Linked DNA regions of Homo sapiens: region 2 is linked to region 1. Evidence: chromatin loops called from intact Hi-C (ENCODE). Cell type or tissue: heart right ventricle. All regions are shown on one strand. Each heading gives the region's core, and the rest is flanking DNA. Links, peaks and the distances in the headings are about the cores only.

Region 1 (2,909 bases), core at 304-2,803:
GGGAGGCTGAGGTGGGCGAATCACCTGAGGTCAGGAGTTTGAGACCAGCCTGGCCAACATGGTGAAACCTCGTCTCTACTAAAAATACAAAAAAATTAGCTGGGCATAGTGGCACGCGCCTGTATTCCCAGCTACTAGGGAGGCTGAGGCAGGAGAATCGCTTGAACCTGGGAATCGGAGGTTGCAGTGAGCTGAGATTGCACCATTGTACTCCAGCCTGGACAACAAGAGTGAAACTCTGTCTCAAAAATAAATAAATAAAAATAACTTTAACAACATAGTTCTTCAATTAGTCCATAACTAACTTTTACTATTAGTAGGGTTTTCACTTAAGGGTAAGTGGAATTGAACCCAGTAATTCTTAGGCTGGACCTTAGGTGGATCACCTGAGGTCAGGAGTTCAAGACCAGCCTGGCCAACATGGTGAAACGCCGTCTCTACTAAAAATAAAAAAAATTAGCCGAGTGTGGTGGCGGGCACCTGTAATCCCAGCTACTCGGGAGGCTGAGGCAGGAGAATCACTTGAGCCCGGGAGGTGGAAGTTGCAGTGAGCCGAGATTGTGCCATTGCACTCCAGCCTGGGCGACAGAGTGAGACTTGTCTCAAAAAAATAAAATAAAAACAAATTAGTTGGGCGTGGTGGTTCACGCTCCCAGCTACTGGGAAAGCTGAGGTGGGAAGTAATTCTTGCATCCTGTCTTCGTTTTCCTACCTGGAACTGAGTCCTGGCCTTTGCCTAAGTGAGATAATGGAAAGGAAAGGAAAGTTGGAGAATCTCAGGTCTGGACCTTAGCAGTGAATTCAGCACAATCGCAGAATGTTGAGGTAGAGGAAACTGTTGTAGAGATCAGTTGATCAGTTTTTAATCATTAAATAAAAACGTGAATGAGGCAGTGAAGTAACTTCCCCAAGGTCACACAATGGGTTGCTACAAGAAATGAGAATGAGCATTTGTCATTTCCCAGTGAGAACAGTTTCCATTGTGCCCGGACCTTCAAAGATTAACCTTCATACCAAAGTTTTTGCCTACTTGAAAATTGTATTTAAGTACATAGATCGTGTGAGTGAGTCTACTGCGGGAATGTTATATACATAATTAAAATTATCTCTATTTCACATTTATATATTTGTCCATTAAAACTTGCATAATTAAATAAATGTAAAATATAACTGAGATAATCAGACATCTGTTTTCTTTAATAAACATTAATCTTGAATAGATAATATGGTTAAATGATTTCAAAAAGATAATGTAGTTACATGATTTAAAGTTATAGCTACCGAATTGTGTGTGCAGAGAAATCTTACTCCTACCCTTGCCGCCCCTGCCACCCACTGCTGCCCTCTAGAGGTAAAGTTTTCGTGGTTTCTTTTTATCCTTCAGGCGTTTCTTCATGAGAATGTAACCAAATACAAATATATATTCTCGTTCCGTACTCCACTTTGCCTACACAAAAGGCAGCATACTGTGTACACTATCGTGTCTTTTTCTCCTGCTTTTACTTATTTATTATTATTTTAATAGAGATGAGACCTCACTATGCTGTTCAGGCTGGTCTCAAACTCCTGGGCTCAAGCGATTCTCCCACTTCAGTCTCCCAAAGTGCTAGGATTACAGGCGTGAGCGCTGCGCCCAGCCATATCCTGTTTTTTTAAAGTTTTCTGGCCAGGTGTGGTGGCCCCCGCCTGTAATCCCGACACTTTGGGAGGCCAAGCTTGGCAGATCGCTTGAGCTCAGGAGTTTAAGACCAGCCTGGGCAACATGACGAAACCCTGTCTCTACCAAAAATACAGAAAATTAGCCAGGCGTGGTGGTGTACACCTGCAGTCCTAGCCACCCGGGAGGCTGAGGTGAGAGGATCACTTGAGCCTGGGAGAAAGAGGCTGCAGTGAGCCAGGGCTGTGCCACTACACTCCAGCCTGGGTGACAGAGTGAGACTCCATCTCAAAAAACAACAAAAAAATTTTTTTTTGGCCTAGAGATAATCCCATATACTTGTATATGCTTAGAGATCTTTTTTTTTTCTTTTTTCTTTTTTTGAGACGGAGTCTCTCTGTCACCCAGGGTGGAGTGCAATGGCGCAATCTCGGCTCAGTGCAACCTCTGCCTCTTGGGTTCAAGCAGTTCTCCTGTCTCAGCTTGCCTAGTAGCTGGGACCACAGGAGCCCACCACCACGCCCGGCTAAATTTTTTATATTTTTAGTAGAGATGGGGTTTTACCATGTTGGCCAGGCTGGTCTCGAACTCCTGACTTCAAGTGATCTGCCCACCTCTGCCTCCCGAAGTGCTGGGATTATAGGCGTGGGCCACTGCGCCCGGCCACCGGCTAATTTTTTTATATTTTTAATAGATATGGGGTTTTACCATGTTGGCCAGGCTGGTCTCAAACTCCTGACTTCAGGTGATCTGCCCACCTCTGCCTCCCGAAGTGCTGGGATTACAGGCGGGGACCGCTGTGCCCGGCCACCGTTTTAGTTTTTACACTGAAATTATTCATGCTGCTTCTGTCTTATACTGTTGTGGGTTCTTGATTTATGGTGTTTCGGGCTTCATTTTCACACAACTTGGAATGTGCGGGTTTTCTCTGTTCCCTGGTTTCACTGAAGATGTCGTTTCTAATGAGAGATGTGTATACGTCTGTGTGCACGTGCATGTATGTGTATGCAGTTGGCATTCATTCCTGTTGCTCTGTATTGGTTTTTAGAGTGGGAAGATGTGGGGCTAGGCCATCATTATGCTCTTTCTAGAACTGGAACCTACTAGATATTAATTTTTATTTACACAAATTGTAATTTGATGCTTTAAATTGGAGAGGGAATCGGGTAAATTATTCGGCTAAATTATTAAATTGACACATCACTTTTTTTTGCAGTAGTAACGTTTTGTTAAAATGAGCGAATTTGTTATC
Region 2 (2,909 bases), core at 89-2,588, 140 kb before region 1:
TGTTAGTGCGATAAAGAACATGGCTGCATTCCTAGGAGGGAGTGCAACATGGAGCTTTTCGGCCGGGCGCCGTGGCTCACGCCTCTAATCCCAGCACTTTGGGAGGCCGAGGCAGGAGGATCACTTGAGGTTAGGAGTTCGAGACCAGCCTGGCCAACATGGTGAAACCCCATCTCTACTAAAAATACAAAAATTAGCCAGGCGTGGTGGCGGGCACCTGTAATCCCAGCTATTCAGGAGGCTGAGGCAGGAGAATTACTTGAACCCAGGAGGTGGAGGTTGCAGTGAGCTGAGATCACACCACTGCACTGCAGCTTGGGCAACAGAGCGGGACTCCGTCTCAAAAAAGAAAAAAAAAATGGTGCTTTTACATCTAGTTTTCAAGGGTCAGAGCAGGCTTCCTTAAAAGGAGAGACAGTTGAGGTTCAAGGAGGAGTAGGAAGAAGGTAGACAAAAATGGGCAAAAAGAAAGTCTGAAGGCTGAGGGAACAGCATGTGTGAGGCTCTGAGGCTGTCATGTTCCATTAAAGAAGAGAAGCGGGGGACCGGGCGCGGTGCTTCACGCCTGTAATCCCAGCACTTTGGGAGGCTGAGGCGGATGGATCACAAGGTCAGGAGATTGAGACCATCCTGGCCAATATGGTGAAACCCCATCTCTACTAAAAATACAAAAACTTAGCTGGGCATGGTGGAGGGTGCCTGTAATCTCAGCTATTTGGAAGGCTGAGGCAGGAGAATCGCTTGAACCCGGAGGTTCAAGGAGGAGAGTCAGGGCGGTGGAAGGTGGAGGTTGCAATGAACTGAGATTGTGCCATTGCACTCCAGCCTGGGCAACAGTGCGAGACTCTGTCTCAAAAAAAAAAAAAAAGAAGAAGAAGAAGAAGAGAAGCAGGGAAAGGCCGTTATGGCGAGACCGAGGGAGTGGAGGGAAGAGAGGCCAGAGGGAAGGTGGCCAGGGCCGGGCCAGGCCTTGTTAAGGAGTTTCAGAAGACCCACGGGCAGGCTAACTTCCTGCGGGTCGTGCCTGTGGAGAGGAACCTGCGGCAGCCAGAGTCCCACAGGCCAGGGCCTGGGCACCTCTGCCGCTGTTACGTGGAGGGGGTGGTGTGGGACAGCCGGCCCGGGCTGGGCTCTTGGCAGAGCTGCAGCCGCAGGTGGTTGAGTGGGGTGCCGTGGGGTGGGGTGGGAGGGGTGATGAGCCCCTGTTATCTGAGGAGCTCAGGGCCTGCTCCCACCCCGCAGATACAGCCTGCAAGATGGTCCGCTGGCTGTCTGCCAAGCTCGGCCCCACAGTGGCCTCTCGCCACGTGGCCCGGAACCTGCTCCGCCTGCTGACGTCTTGTTATGTTGGTAAGGAGGCCTGCGGTCAGTGCTGGAGATGAGGCTTTCTCCCAGGCCCTCTGCCTAGCTTCAGCGCTCTCCGGCGGGGATCCTTCCCACCCCTCCCTCAAACCACCCCCCGGCCAGGTGCTGGGTCCCAGTCTAAGTGCCAGCCTTGGGTAGGGCCAGGCTGGGCCCCCAGCTAGAGTGAGCTCAAGCGGCCAGCACAGCCCTGCAGGGCCAGGCTACCCCCGGCCCTCCACTGGCGACTCAGGGCTGCTGGCCCTTCCGTGGCAGGACCCACTCGGCAGCAGTTCACAGTGAGCAGTGGCGAGAGCCCACCGCTGAGCGCCGGCAACATCTACCAGAAGAGGCCGGTCCTGGGCGACATCGTGTCAGGGCCTGTGCTCAGCTGCCTCCTCCACATCGCCCGCCTGTATGGGGAGCCTGTCCTCACCTACCAGTACCTGCCCTACATCAGCTACCTGGTCAGTCGCTGGTTTGGCAGGCCCGGGGCTGGGAAGGCTGAGGACCTGAGGGCCGGCCCGGGCTCTCTTGGTGCCAGGGGGTCTGTGGGGCTGCCCGGCCCTCATCTGCTCGGTGGCTCTAGGTGGCCCCAGGGAGTGCCTCAGGCCCCAGCCGACTGAACAGCCGTAAGGAGGCGGGGCTGCTGGCCGCGGTGACGCTGACTCAGAAGATCATCGTGTACCTCTCAGACACCACACTCATGGACATCCTGCCCCGGATCAGCCATGAGGTCCTGCTGCCCGTGCTCAGCTTCCTCACCTCCCTCGTCACGGGGTAGGCCTCTGCCCCAGCTGATGTAGGGGGACCGGCCCAGCGGAGGGGCTGCCCAGGAGGGGGTGGGAAGCTCAGGGGAGAGGACGTAACACTGGACTGGGTGTCAAGAGTCCTGGTTTTGATCCCGGCTGTGTGACCCTGAGCAAACCACACCCTTTTCCTGTGCCTCAGTTTCCTCATCTGGTTTGGACCAGTTGGTCTTGGAGCTCTTTCATTTAAAGCTTTTGATATGTCCGGGCACGGTGGCTCATGCCTGTAATCCCAGCACTTTGAGAGGCTGAGGCGGGAAGATTGCTTGAGCCCAGGAGTTCAAGACCAGCCTGGGCAACAAAATGAGACCCCCTCTCTAAAAATATATATAAAGGCCGAGCGTGGTGTCTCACCCCTGTAATCCCAGCACTTTGGGGGGCCAAGGCGGGTGGATCACGAGGTCAGGAGTTTGAGACCCACCTGGCCAACATGGTGAAACCCCGTCTCCACTAAAAATACAAAATCTTCGCTGGGCATGGCAGCAGGTGCCTGCAATCCCAGGTTCTCGGGAGGCTGCAATCCCAGGTTCTCAGGAGGCTGAGGCGGGAGAATTGCTTGAACCCAGGAAGCGGAGGTTGCAGTGAGCTGAGATCACGCCATTGTACTGCAGCCTAGGCGACAGAGCAAGACTCTGTCTCAAAAAAAAAAAAAAGTATATATATATGCTGGGTGCTGTGGCTCATGCCTGTAATCCCAGCACTTTGGGAGGCCAAGGTGGGTGGATCGCTTGAGGTCAGGAGTTCGAGACCAGCCTGGCC

What was found. Hi-C counts contacts between places; a loop is a spot of excess contacts. Peaks named below come from ENCODE experiments on the same cell type or tissue, not always from the same donor. Only the 100,000 strongest peaks of a DNase experiment are listed, where the experiment ranks them.
Region 2: a loop joins it to region 1, with 2.0 times the contacts of the local background. A loop is called at or near these places in 51 of 110 quality-filtered maps.

What each region holds. Positions count from the first base shown.
Region 1 is chr17:1,864,295-1,867,203 of GRCh38, forward strand. All of the region lies in intron 5 of RPA1 (replication protein A1), which reads left to right. Among named protein-coding and RNA genes, the nearest start is that of RPA1, 36 kb to the left of the region's middle. In heart right ventricle, for the core only: a CTCF peak has its summit at 1,355 (motif pointing left); no DNase peak of the experiment used is centred there.
Region 2 is chr17:1,729,138-1,732,046 of GRCh38, forward strand. WDR81 (WD repeat domain 81) reads left to right here. Exons shown (of 10, transcript NM_001163809.2): 2 at 1,243-1,350; 3 at 1,618-1,808; 4 at 1,931-2,121. Among named protein-coding and RNA genes, the nearest start is that of WDR81, 5.9 kb to the left of the region's middle. In heart right ventricle, for the core only: no CTCF peak of the experiment used is centred there; DNase peaks (open chromatin) are centred at 1,324 and 2,024; H3K4me3 peaks cover 1,088 bases; H3K27ac peaks cover 2,251 bases.